Regions from separate parts of the Homo sapiens genome. Here region 1 is linked to region 2. A link is a contact called in ENCODE Hi-C or POLR2A ChIA-PET data. All regions are on one chromosome and are shown on one strand. The core of a region is the stretch at or near the end of the contact, and the rest is flanking DNA. Distances in the headings are between cores, read along the strand shown.

Evidence for each region. Hi-C counts contacts between places; a loop is a spot of excess contacts on that map. ChIA-PET counts read pairs that join two places held with the same protein, here RNA polymerase II (POLR2A). Pooled maps may share reads with other maps.
Region 1: a loop to region 2 is called in a pooled map, with 3 times the contacts of the local background. The contact joins the promoter of ERVK3-1 here to the promoter of ZNF418 in region 2. A Hi-C loop is called at or near these places in 6 of 50 pooled maps. POLR2A ChIA-PET finds 5 or more read pairs at or near these places in 2 of 52 experiments (CD4-positive, alpha-beta T cell and H1).

The regions. Positions count from the first base shown.
Region 1 is chr19:58,300,046-58,306,626 of GRCh38, reverse strand. It overlaps ERVK3-1 (endogenous retrovirus group K3 member 1), which reads right to left and starts at 1,250. Exons shown (of 4, transcript NM_001396080.1): 1 at 1,182-1,250; 2 at 411-539. It overlaps ZNF8-ERVK3-1 (ZNF8-ERVK3-1 readthrough (NMD candidate)), which reads right to left. Exons shown (of 7, transcript NR_144447.1): 5 at 411-539. ZNF8 (zinc finger protein 8) reads right to left here. Exons shown (of 4, transcript NM_021089.3): 4 at 3,836-6,581. RefSeq lists enhancers at 544-1,044, 1,259-1,528.
Region 2 is chr19:57,930,390-57,936,935 of GRCh38, reverse strand. It overlaps ZNF418 (zinc finger protein 418), which reads left to right and starts at 1,534. Exons shown (of 6, transcript NM_133460.3): 1 at 1,534-1,775; 2 at 3,034-3,119; 3 at 6,382-6,508. The coding sequence starts at 3,114. RefSeq lists enhancers at 1,567-1,656, 1,249-2,131.

The sequences.
Region 1 (6,581 bases), core at 1-2,500, 370 kb before region 2:
ATGGGCGCTGCTGGTGAGACAAAAGATTCTTTCAATTTTTGAGATTCAGAACATAGCACCTGCTGTCTGGCAGAATAAGAAGAGGACAATGGCAGGAGGACAGTACAGACCAAACCCCAAGCAGAGAAAATAGAAGGATCCACTTTAAGAACTTTCTGATGAGCTCGTTTCAATCTTTCTCCTACTCAGTCTCAATTTTCCACAGCAAGAGTACCTGTCTGCAGAAACCATGGGTTATGTGTAATAACCTCCTGCAGAAGCTTAATGTTTGAGAACTAACCCGAGCACCAGATTGTTTAAGTAAAACTTTAAGCAGCTGCACATAATGTTGCTCCTCAACAGACAGATTCTGCCCCATGTTACCCTGATTCAGAAACCTCCCGCTCCCGATACCTTCTCAGGGAACTGACCTTATATTCTCCGCCGGCAGACTCTCCCGTCCAGGGGTTCGTAGTTCGTCTGATCAGTTTCACTTTCTCTGCTCTGGCAGACCTTCCTCGTTCAGGTCCCTGGTCGGGCACCACTTGTCACGGTTGCTTCTGGACCAAACGAAGGAGAACGAAGGCAGAAATGAAGACAAAGACAAAAGGATCTGTTTGAAAGAAGGGGTCAGGGGGCTCCTAGATTCTAGGGAACAGGGCCCTGAGCTTTTACAGCCCTTCATATTTGTTAGGTAGACTGAATAGGGAGGAAAGGGTAACTGACGGTCAGCTATTTGATTTAACACAGGCCCACATGACTGCTTTCTTTGTTCAGCAGGTTCCAGATGTTCCTGTAGATAACCTCAAGGAGCAGGGGACCTGGGACATGACTGCCCCCAGCATTCCTTCTGGCGGCAGACGCAGTTTGTCAGTTTACCAACATCCTGCTTTCATGAGAACAGTTTGCGGTTTGCTCATAGAGCCTCCAGTGGTATAATGAGTTGGTCACGACCCTCATTCCTTCTGCCTCCAACACAGAATGCTCCCCTCCCACGGGCGCATAAGCGGTGACACCCGGCAGGACATGGCAGGTCGCGCCCTCACGCACCGCGCGCCTCTCTGCCCGCGCCGACCCGGGGTCGCGTTCCCCTCACAGGTCCCACCCGTCCACTCATTCACTCCCACCATCAGCACACTTAGGCCACGGGCGCCTCTCCATCCCTCACAATCACCCTCGCCTCTCCTCCACACACCACTCACCACTGTGGCAGCCTCCTCAGAGAGCCTAGCCGCCCGATAGTCCGCGCGCCCGTGAGCGTCTTACACACTGCCGCCGGCACTTCCGGTACGCACTTCCGCCTGGTGGCCAGCGGCCGCCCAGGACCTCACCTCCCAGAAGGCCCTTCGCCTTCCTGCCTGGAAACGGCCATGCACGGGATACAAGGCCTTCTGGGAAATGGAGTTCACAGCGCTGCGGGGCCGGAAGGGGAGCGTGGGAGCTGCGGATCGTCAGAACCTCTCGGTTCTGCGCAGGCAGCGCACCGGAAGGGAAGTATATTGACATCCATGGTTTTATATGTTCTTTGAAATATACAGCGTATGTACTTTTTTCTTTCTCTACGCGCACACATGTACACACATAGATATAAAAGTATATCGTTTGGAGATATTTTTCCCCCCTGAACCTTGTATATCCTTAAGCAGATGTCCCCTAAGAACACGTACATTCTTCAACTCACCCAAGTAACGACATTGAAGCCTGTACCCAATCCCCAGCCCATATGCTAATTTCTCCAGTTGTCCCAATGTCTTACGTAGTTTTCGTCTTTTATTCAAGCACAAACTAAACACGCATTACACTCTACTGTCTCATTTCAAGTTGCTTTCAATCTAGAATGGATCCTGTTGTTTCTTTATAATGATCTTGGCAGTTTTCATGTATCCAAGCGAGTTTTCCAAAATGCCCTCCAATTTAGGCTTGTCCGTATAGAGTATAAAACAATCATAATATAATTTTACAGGTTTTCTTCCACTGACCCTGCACATTTCTCCACTAAACATTTTTTGAAAACTTTCTGAAACATGGCTAGTATTACACCGTATGAATGCCATTTCTTTATCCCCCACCTCCAGCCATTTAGCTAGAAATTGAGCAACAGGTGTATGCAGTCCCTGTACATTCCTATTTCTGTATGTCCAGGAGACTCTCTGATAACAGGCAGGCCCTGCATGATGCAAATCACCTTAATCGAGGGAGGTGCCGGGGTACAGTGTGGGACATGATAATTCCATCTACACGCAGAAGGCCTGTATGACCTAGTGGAGGAGGCTCCCAATGTGCATACTGACTCGGGTTACACCTCCCTACTCCTACCACAGTCAGATCATCACAGGGGGACTTTAAAAATTCTATCAGCTCTGGGCCGGGCATGGTGGCTCACGCCTGTAATCCCAGCACTTTGGGAGGCCACAGTGGGAGAACCACTAAAGCCCAGGAATTCGAGACCAACCTGGGCAACACAGTGAGTCCCTGTTGCTATAAATGAAAAATTTTTTTAATTAAAAAAATTTACATCTAAATAGCTATACATGACTAGTGGCTACCATGTTGTACAGTGCATTCTGGAAGATGTCCATGTTGGATCTCCTTACAAAAGACCTATGGGAGACTGCTTTTCAGACTGGATGCTGATTTCTTCCCAGTTACCCATTGCAGAAACAACTTGAATACCTTGGAGGACATGAAGATAACACTGGAAATGGGGGACTTGGCTATTGGCTAAAACTTGTATGTAGGGGGCTCTCATAATTGGGGCTCATTGATACAGGAAATTTAACAAAGTAACTTGGAAATGTATGTGTGCGCTACAGCCACCCTCCAGGGACCTTTATCTTGTATCTTTGGTATCATCGAGTTGAAGCTGTTTTACACTCAACTGTTTCTGTCAACTGAACACACACACACACACGAGTATATATAGAACAAGTATGAATATGACCAAGACACACACTCTCTGCTCATGTGAACACTGTATGGGGGATGCAGACAGTAAACAATGAAAGAAATTATCAAACTTACTTTAATTTGAAACAGTTAAGATTTTTGTTTAAATTTATTTTTTGAACTGGTAATAATTTTACATGTTTCAAAATTCCAAAAATATAAAATGATAAAGAGTGAAAATTATTCCTCATCACTGTCCTCCCAATTCTTCTGGCCAACCAGTATGCCACTTTTACCCTTTCAGAGATTATGTGTGTACATATAAACAAATGTTTCTTATTTATTTATTTATTTTTGAGATGGAGTTTCGCTCTTGTTGCCCAAGCTGGAGTGCAATGGCACAATATTGGCTCACTGCAACCTCCACTTCCTGGGTTCAAGCGATTCTCCTGCCTTAGCCTACGGAGTAGCTGGGATTAGAAGTGTGCACCACCACACCCAGCTTTTGTATTTTTAGTAGAGATGGGGTTTCACCGTGTTGGTCAGGCTGGTCTTGAACTCCGGACCTCAGGTGATCCACCCGCCTCGGCCTCCCAAAGTGCTGGGATTACAGGCGTGAGTCACCTTGCCTAGCCTGTTTCTTCTTTACATAAATGGAAACATACTCTACAGTTTGACACCTTGCTTTTATCTACTTAACTATCTTAGAGCTCTTTCTCACATTAGTATAGTTTGAGGATCCCTAATTCAAAAATCTGAAATCTGAAACACTTCTGGTCCTGAGCATTTTGGATAAGGGATACTCAACCTGTATATAAAGAGTCTTCATTTTTAAGGCTATGATCTCCATTCCACCATAAATGACTTAGCCAGTTCCCCATGGTGGACATGGAGGGTTGTTTCCAAATTCTGACTTTTAAAATCAATAGCATAATGAAAACCATGTACAAACAGTCTGCACACATACAAATATATGTGTAGGATTTATTCCCAGCAAGTTTGCTTAGACAAAGGGTTTATGTATGTGTAATTTAGATAGTGGCTGATAAACTGCCCTCCACAGAAGTTGTATCAATTCACATTCCCACTGTAAATGTATAAGAACCCCTCCAATGCCCCCTTTGAGAAAACTCAAGGCTGGTAAAATACTGGGTGGAGAGCACATTGTTACAATCCTCCTGAAAGTTAATTTAAAGAGCTACATGAAATTCATAGAGAAAATCCTCAAAATAGAGTAAGCACATGTTACAAGACAACTAGAAGGGATTCCAAATTTCTAAACACAAGATAACTATACACATATATATTCCTCTGTGTGTATGTAAAATTTAGTGTACACTATGTATGTGTAGACACACGTGTATATTTTAAGAAAAAGCTGCAAGGAAAATTAGTAAAATCCTAATGGTAAGGACCATCTATGGATGGCTAAAGTATGAGGAATTTTACACAAGTTTTCATTTTTTTTTTACTTTTATGCATTTTCCAAGTTTTGCTACAAAGAACTCGCATTACTTTTATGAACAGAAAAAAACATGTCTTTTCCCTAGTTAACAGTAATTTCCACGGAGGAGTTTCTTATCTGTTTCAAAATATCTACAAGGAAATCAGTAGGAATATCATGCTTAGAAAATGTGAACTGAAATGAGAAACAGAAAATATGCAAAGATCTGAAACACTTCTGGTCCCAAGCATTTCGATAAGGAATATTCAAGCTGTATATAGAGTCTTCATTTTTAATGAATTTTTATGATCACCATTCCACCATAAATGACTTAGCCAGTTCCCCATGGTGGACATGGAGGTTCTTTCCAAATTTTTACTTTTAAAATCAATAGCATAATGAAAACCATGTAGCCTGCACACATATAAATATATATGTAGGATTCATTCCCAGCAGGTTTGGTGAGACAAAGGGTTTATGTATTTGTAATTTAGTGACTGATAAACTGCCCTTCATAGAAGATGTATAAGAACCTTCCCACACCCCCTTTGAGAACTCAAGGCTTGTTGAGTTCCAGTTGATTGCTTCATCCCAGCTTACCACCCTGTGGGGCTGCTATAACCTCAGCCAACCCCATGCCCCCTCAGAGAAGTATCAACTGTGACCCCTTCAGGACTGGCCATTTTGGGGGCCAAGGTGGAGGGAATGAGGCAATCACAGGCCTGACTTCCAGAGCTGTCTAGAACCATGCTGTCATTTTTGGTCCCACTGCTTCAGAGGGGAGGAGCTTTCCTGTCTGGATTCCCAAGCCTGTGCCCCAAACTGCTGGTGGAGCAGAAAGGAGGAATGATCCAGAATAGGGTTTTGGTACCAGACTGTTTGGTTCACACTCTGGCTGGGCCACTTGGTAGCACATTACTTCTCCTCTTAGGGCCATCCTGCACTGTTGGTGGCAGTGGGGATGAAGTAAGCAAATCCGAAATGTTTACATGGCAAAATCAACAGGACCTCTAACTCCATGGAGTGGGGAAGGGGAGAGGTCAAGAAGACTGGTTTTCTGGCTTCCATGATGGGATGGCAAGTGGAAACAGCCTCCAGGAAAGGGATCAGGGAAGCAGAGACTAGTCTGGGTGGAAAATGAGTTTTGTTTGGGGTAGGCTGGGTTTGGGGAGCTTTCGGCACACCTCGGGGAGTTGCCCAGTAGCACACAGCAGTTGTTTGGGTCTGAAGCCCAAATCTCAGAAGCACCAGACTGATTTGGTGGTGAGCAGCACAAAGCTAGGGATGTAGATGACACCTGGGGAGGGCGTGGAGCACAAGGTGGACTCTAGGACCCCAGCATTTAGGAAGGGTGACGGGAGGTTGAGAAGTCCCTGAAGAGTTAGAAGGAACCCCACAATGCAAGGAGATGGAGCTCTGCAAAGAGGTTAGCAGGCTTCACAGTCCTGGGGATGAAGAGAGACGACACCAGAGGTAGTACCTTGGACAGTGGTTGCAGTGGGTTCTGTGAAGCAGTGGGGGCGGACAGCAGGTCTGAGGTGTGAGCTGCCACCAAGGGAATAGGGAGCACAAGCGATTCTCCCAAGAGCTTGAAGGAGAAAAGCAGCAGATACGGCTAGCTGCCTCCATCATCCACCAAGGGAATAGGGAGCACAAGCAATTCTCCCAAGAGCTTGAAGAGAAAAGCAGCAGCTACGGCTAGCTGCCTCCATCATCCACTTCCCAGGACTTTTCTCTCCCACCTGTCTCCACCACAGAGGTTAGAAAGGTAAATACGAGGTTTCTAAGCCCCGTTGTTATTAGGGGTGGCCCCCTGACCCATCTGTGGCCAGTGAGACTAAGGGGGGCATGTGCTGCAGGCTTCTGGGAATGTTTTTCCTTTAAACACCATCAGCGGTAAGTGTTGGCCTGCCCATTCCCCCTTCTTTCAGTCTTCACTGTGGATGCAATGGCTGGAGCCATAGGAGTCTCCTCATGACCACAATGGAAAGGTTGAGAGATTGCAGAAAACATCGACTGTGACACAGCTGAGCCACTGAAAAGACAGCCTTTGAACAAAGCCTCATCTGTTTAAGCCATGGTCAGCTGGGTGCTGACATCAAATTCTAACTCCACCACTTCCTAGCTTGGGCTGGTTACTTTTGTTCTAGTTACCACTAACTTTTGTCCTGTGCCAAATTTTGCCTATCTATAAAATGGTACTAACTCACAGAACTATTATTGTGGCAGTGTCGGAGGGTGCAGCATTTAGCTATGCGAATGGAGGTTATCT
Region 2 (6,546 bases), core at 285-2,784:
AAAGAAAAACTTCTGTGAAGTGTAAATTTTTTTCACCATCCACTCATGTTTCAATTGACCTATTTCTGTCATCGCAGTTATTAGATAGTCGTTGGTAATAAGTTTCTGTAACTGGCATTTCACCTGTTTTTCTGGTATCATATTAGTTCCTCATGCAGAACACTCCCCGCTGTCACAAGAGAAACAAATGATAATCACTTCCCAGGAAAGATAACAAGCTCGATAATTTAACATACGCCTAGTGTCTCCAGGTGGAGATTATCACCACCATTACCAATACCAAGCTGAGATTTCTCTTTCATTGTTCTTTACCTGAGACTGACTTCAAGTTCCTAAAATGAGTTGAAAATATAAGTTAGAATACCAAGTAAGGGATATTACATGAATAAATGTTTTGCTGAATGAATTGGACACAATAATTGACTATATAAGCAGGAGAGTTGTTTTTCCATGGGAACGACTGATTGACCTTTGTACTCTTTCTTTAGCCTCTCCTCTATCTTCCTTGGCATGGTCCTATCTGGATTAGTTCTCTTTTGTCCCTGGCAGACTGAAAAACCAACTCTAATGCCTCAGAGTGAGGCAGGAGAATAGGGAATTAGGGTAACCAAGAATGAAGGCATAAGCAAAAGAACAGCAGGTGCAGCTAGTTCTAGGCAAGATGAGGCAGCACACAGGCCACGTCCTCACTCCTGTGGTAACAAGACAGAAGTCTCCACTTCAGCCTCTGATTGGTTGTGCACCAGTCCTTCATAGGATTGGAGGCCTTTAAAGAACTCTTGGGGTATTATAAAATTCTAGCTTATTCATGGCAAAAACCGCAATTACTTTTGCACCAACCTAATAAAACCCTAAAAAACATTGTAATCGGGGTTCTTGAGCCGCTTGGTCGCCTGCTCCCACACCTACATTCCACTTCTGTGGAGTGTACTTTCCCCTCAATAAATCTGCGCTTTCATTGGTCCGTTCTTTCGTTGCTTTTTTTGTGTGTTTTGTTCACTTCTTTGTTCAATGCGCCAACAACTGGACAACTCACAGCCAAGACATTCTATCCGGTAACAAGAGTGCATTCATGTGAATTATAACAGAGTAATGTTTATCAGCCTCTGCTTCCAGTGCAAGCATTCTGTGTCTAAACGATTGTATAAAGTGATACACGAATTTGGATTTGTAGCCTTTGGGGGCCTTCACAGTATTTTTAGCGCCTGGGAGCTTGAATTTACAGAAATGTGAATTAATATTTTTGCAAACACTTAGGTGGTCAGTTACAAACAGGGATTCCCCAGGAATCTCAATATGGCCTCTAAGGAGGGGCGAGACCATCCTCTGCCCTAAAAGGGTACGCGCTTTAATGAACCCCCTGAGGTAGGGCTGGGACTTCCCTGCAGAAGCGCCTTTGGGAAGCGGCAGCTTTACTACCTTGGAACCTGGGGAACTACATTACCCAGAAAGCTCTACATTGAATGACAGCGCAACAGAACCAGTAAGGGCTCAGAATAAAGGCGTTTCTGTGTGCGCACGTAACGTAGTGGCGGGATTCTCAGCGTTCTCTGGTAGCGACCATTTTGGTTAATGTTGGGTGTGTTTCTGCGGTTTGTGAGGTGAGAGGCGCTGGAGCTATGGGTCCGAACCGCGGTGTCTGAACCCAGAAGGTGAAGAGTCCTTCTTGCTGCACAGAGGCAGATCTTAGGCCCCGTAACGGCGCCCGCCGCTCCCGGCAGTGCTTTCCCCGCGTACTCGGGATGGCGGCGGCCGCGCTGAGGCTCCCGGCTCAGGTAATTGTGCCTTCCCTGCCCTCAGGTCACCTCATCCTAACCCGAATCCTGAAGCAGCGAGAGAGCGGCGACTGTTCACAGGTCTGCAGCCCGGACCCGGCGTCGGGACACTGAGGCGTTCGCGGGAGAGGTCCTTGTTTCTGACACCTGTGGGATGCGGTGGGGAGAGCGACAGGCACAGGGACCGGCGCGGGCTATGGCCTGGAGGACAGACCCGGGAGGATGGAACCTGGGGTCCACAGGCGCCTGTAGGGAACAACGTGTGAGGCGAAGCTTCTCCTGGAAGAGCAGGCTGGGGGCTGTGTATTCGCTGTGAAGACGCTAGAAGCCATGGAGAGTTTCGAAGAAAGGAGGGATGCGATCCAAGTCCAGGCTTTTAAGGTTTCCCAAAGGCCAAAGGAAGAACATAGTAGAGGAGATGAGGACCTTAGGGTTCTGGGAGGTTGACTCCTTTGTTGATAGATCACATAGGTGGTAGAGATGACATTTTGCACTGAGACACGCAGGTCAACCAGTCTGAGGTCACCTGGCTCCAGCGATAAGAAAAGGTTCAAGGAGACCTGAGCTTATCAGATCCCCTTTGTAACGTCTGCTTTCCCCTCAGACACTCCTGGCTACAAAAGCACGTAAAGAACCCACTGAGGGGGTCGGGCAAGGTGGCTCCCACCTGTAATCCCAGCACTTTGGGAGGCCGAGGCGGGCGGATCACCTGAGGTCGGGAGTTCGAGACCAGCCTGACCAACATGGAGAAACCCCGTCTCTAACAAAAATACAAAATTAGCCAGGCGTGGTGATGCCGCATGACTGTAATCCCAGCTACTCAGAGGCTAAGGCAGGAGAATTGCTTGAACTCGGGAGGCAGAGGTTGCGGTGAGCCATTGCACTCCGGCCTGGGCAACAAGAGCGAAACTCTGGCTCAAAAAAAGGAACCCACAGAGGGAATTAGAGGGTGTTCCATTCCCTCACTGGCCTTATTCCCCATTCACATGTTCTCTAGCTTGTGATGTCCTGGGACTCTTACTTGCCATTTTTTCAGTCCTTTGATCTGAGAACACTGGAGAAACCCTAAACCCAGAATCCTAAGTCCATGACACAGGATGTATGGAGGTATTCCCATTTCTGTCAACCCATGTAAACATACTTTGAAGGTTAACTACAGAGTTGGTACCAGGTCATGAAATGCTTAGAGGTAAAAATTCGGTGGGGAGGCAAGAGGGCGGCGAGGAGGTGATGTTACCACAGTCCCATTTGTCTGCAGGCATCATCTGGCTGCAAAGAAGAGAACACACTGTGTTTGAGGGAGGAGGAAGGAGGATCAGAGTTTAAACTCCTGCCATAATGCAGGTGAGGGTTACTGGACCATATTAATGAGTAAGGAGCTGTGGCTGGATTCAAGATTCACAGTTTGTAAAATGGCAACTAGATTTTCCTTTTTTTTTTGAGCGGGAGTCTCGCTCTATCGCCCAGGCTGGAGTGCAGTGGCACGATCTTGGCTCATTGCAAGCTCTGCCTCCCGGGTTCACGCCATTCTCCTGCCTCAACCTCCCGAGTAGCTGGGACTACAGGCGCCCGTCACCATGCTCAGCTAATTTTTTGGATTTTTTAGTAGAGACGGTTTCACTGTGTTAGCCAGGATAGTCTCAATCTCCTGACCTCGTGATCCATCGGCCTCGGCCTCCCAAAGTGCTGGGATTACAGGCATGAGCCACCAAGCCCGGCCATGCCCGGCTAATTTTTAATATTTTTAGTAGAGATGGGGTTTCACCGTGTTAGCCAGATGGTCTTGATCTCCTGACCTCGTGATCTACCCGTCTCGGCCTCCCAAAGTGCTGGGATTACAGGCGTGAGCCACCAAGCCCGGTCGGTAACTAGATTTTCTAATAGACTGTGAGGGCATGAAAGGGGAATCAGGTATGACCACCAGGTTTTTGGTCTTAGCATCTGCAGTGATGGAAGCTGCATCAACTGAGATGAGCACATAGTAGGTATAATATTCATTGGGGATGTGAAGAATGTTGTTTTGACCATGTTAAGAGTCTGAGATAGTTTAGCCTCCATTATGACATTGACACACTTCAAATTTTCATGGTAAATCTTTTGTGGGGGCCAGGAAGGGGTGGTTGCAGGCTGAGGGCTGAATTTCTTGCTTGGGTCCCTGGCTGACATTGCCACAGGAGAAGGAGGCAAGGGCTCATGAAGATAGGGTATGTCAGACAACATGGTTTGTCAGGGGGCATAGGCTTTCCAAGGGTAGAATAGATAAGAGATGTAAGCAGAAGCATAGAAATAATTGAAGGAAGATGACACTTGGGCCAAGGCTGGTACTTATTCACCACTCTGTGGACTCACCAAGATTTTGAGAAAACTTTGTTGGTGCTTGGGGGTTTTCATTCGGCCTGGTGGATACATGCTCAGGGTAAATTTGGTTATCTGTGACAGACATTGGGCCTGGGGTGGACAGCTGATGGGCTGGGATTTTATTTATTTTTTTCTTTTGTTTTCCACTTTTCTTAGACCATTCTCCATAACAAGGGAGTGGGATTTAAATGACTCTAGGTGGACAGAGGAAAGTCGTCATTGTAGAGGGGTCACCAAGTGCAACACAGAAGTGGAATAGGGCCATGGATATCTAAAGCCCCACCTGGTTCTGTGGGGATGTGGAGCCATGCAAGAAGGCCTTCATAGAATGACTTGGGACTGCATTGCTATTGGGAGCCATGAGAATTCTGTGGTAATATTGGATCCTGTTTGAATTTGCCAAGCATACTCTGAATTCTGTCAGCCACATTGTGGCATAAGGCCGAAAATGAAAGGCCAATGTGATGTGCAACGTTGGTGTGTGGTGATACTGTATGACCTCAAATGGCCTGAGCACAAATCCCCTTCCCACTCTGTTCTATTGGATAATGTATCCTGGCCTAACAACCCTTTTCATTAAGGGATCAGGCACAGTTTCTGGTTATTATACTTTGTACTGGGTTTCAATTCCATTTCTACTCAGAATTATTTAAGCAAGTCAGTGGCACCCTCCTGAGAAATCAGGGGCTATCACACCCTCTTCATCCTACAAAGTGTGCATAACACTGTCCCTGGTTTCCATTTGTTGTCCACAGTGCAACCCCCATGTGGCCCTCTCTGCCAGGCTGTGAGTTATTTGATTTTGAAATTGCTGTGGATGGCATATGTACAGTCTCAGGTGTCAATTGTTTCCCCAACACTATAACCCTAAGGGGAGAATCCCACTCAGAGCAGTAGAAGGAAAAGAAGGGGATTAAAATACTTTGTTGGCCAGGCTTGAAGGCTCATGCTGTAATCCCAGCACTTTGGGAGGCTGAGGTGGGAGGATTGCTTGAGGCCAGGAGTTTGAGATCAGCCTGGGCAACTTAGCAACACCCCATCTCTTAAAAGAAAGTGGTTGATGTTGCACATACGTAAGATCCCATCTCCACAGAAGGCTGAGGCCTGGGGCTAAGGGGTTTGAACTTTCCATGAGCCATGATCACACTACTCCCCTCCAGCTTAGGCGACCAAAGGAGAACCTGACTAAAAGAAACCAAAACTGTAATTTGTGTTAAGGCTCAAAAGAAGCTGATGGTTGGGGGATGTCATGTTGGGCTGGCCGTGACATGTGCCTGTGCTATCTAAAGAATGATGTGTAAGGCCGGGCGTGGTGGCTTATGCCTATAATCCCAGCACTATGGGAGGCCGAGGTGGGTGGATCACCTGAGATCAGGAGTTTGAGACCAGCCTAGCCAACATGGTGAAACCCCATTTCTACTAAAAATACAAAAATTAGCCAGGTGTGGTGGTGGGTGCCTGTAATCCCAGTTACTTGGGAGGCTGAGGCAGGAAAATTGCTTGAACCTGGGAGGTGGAGGTTGCAGTGAGCTGAGATCCCGCCACCGCACTCTTGTCTGGGCAACAAGAGCGAAACTCCATCTCAGAAAAAAAAGAAGGATGTGTATTTAGAGAGGGAGTACGTCTAATGGACCCAGGCAACTGCACTGGGCTTTATGTGAGCTCGGATATACCACAGGCATTAGCTGTCAGGAGGGGGTGGACCCTTTTATGTTAAGAGTACAGCATAGCCGGGCACGGTGGCTCACGCCTATAATCCCAACACTTTGGGAGGCTGAGGCGGGTGGATCACGAGGTCAGGAGTTCAAGACCAGCCTGGCCAAGATGGTGAAACCCTGTCTCTACTAAAAATACAAAAATGAGCCAGAAGTGGTGGTGGGTGCCTGTAATCCCAGCTACTCGGGCGGCTGAGGCAGAGAATTGCTTGAACCCAGGAGGCAGAGGTTGCAGTGAGCTGAGGTCATGCCACTGCACTCCAGCCTGGGTGACAGAGCGAGACTCTGTCTCAGAAAAACAAAAAAACAAGCACAGCATAGATCCCTATTTTTCCCCTACTTCTTAATTGCTGATGGCTATACTGAGTGACCAGTGGGCCCACGAAGAGACAAAGGCACCAGTGGACTAGTTTCTCCTCTGTGCTGAGGATCTTGGGAGGAGGATGGGCAAGGGGGTGGGGGTGTGGGAGAGGTGGATTGTGGTACCTCAGCATAGGAGCTGTTTGTGGTTTCATCTGTCACCATCATAGCAGGGCACTGTGGCATTTGAAGATGTGGCTGTGAACTTTTCCCAGGAGGAGTGGAGTCTCCTTAGTGAGGTTCAGAGATGCCTTTACCATGACGTGATGCTGGAGAACTGGGTACTTATATCCTCCCTGGGTAAGTTCCTCACACCCTACCCTATTTCCTGAATAGAT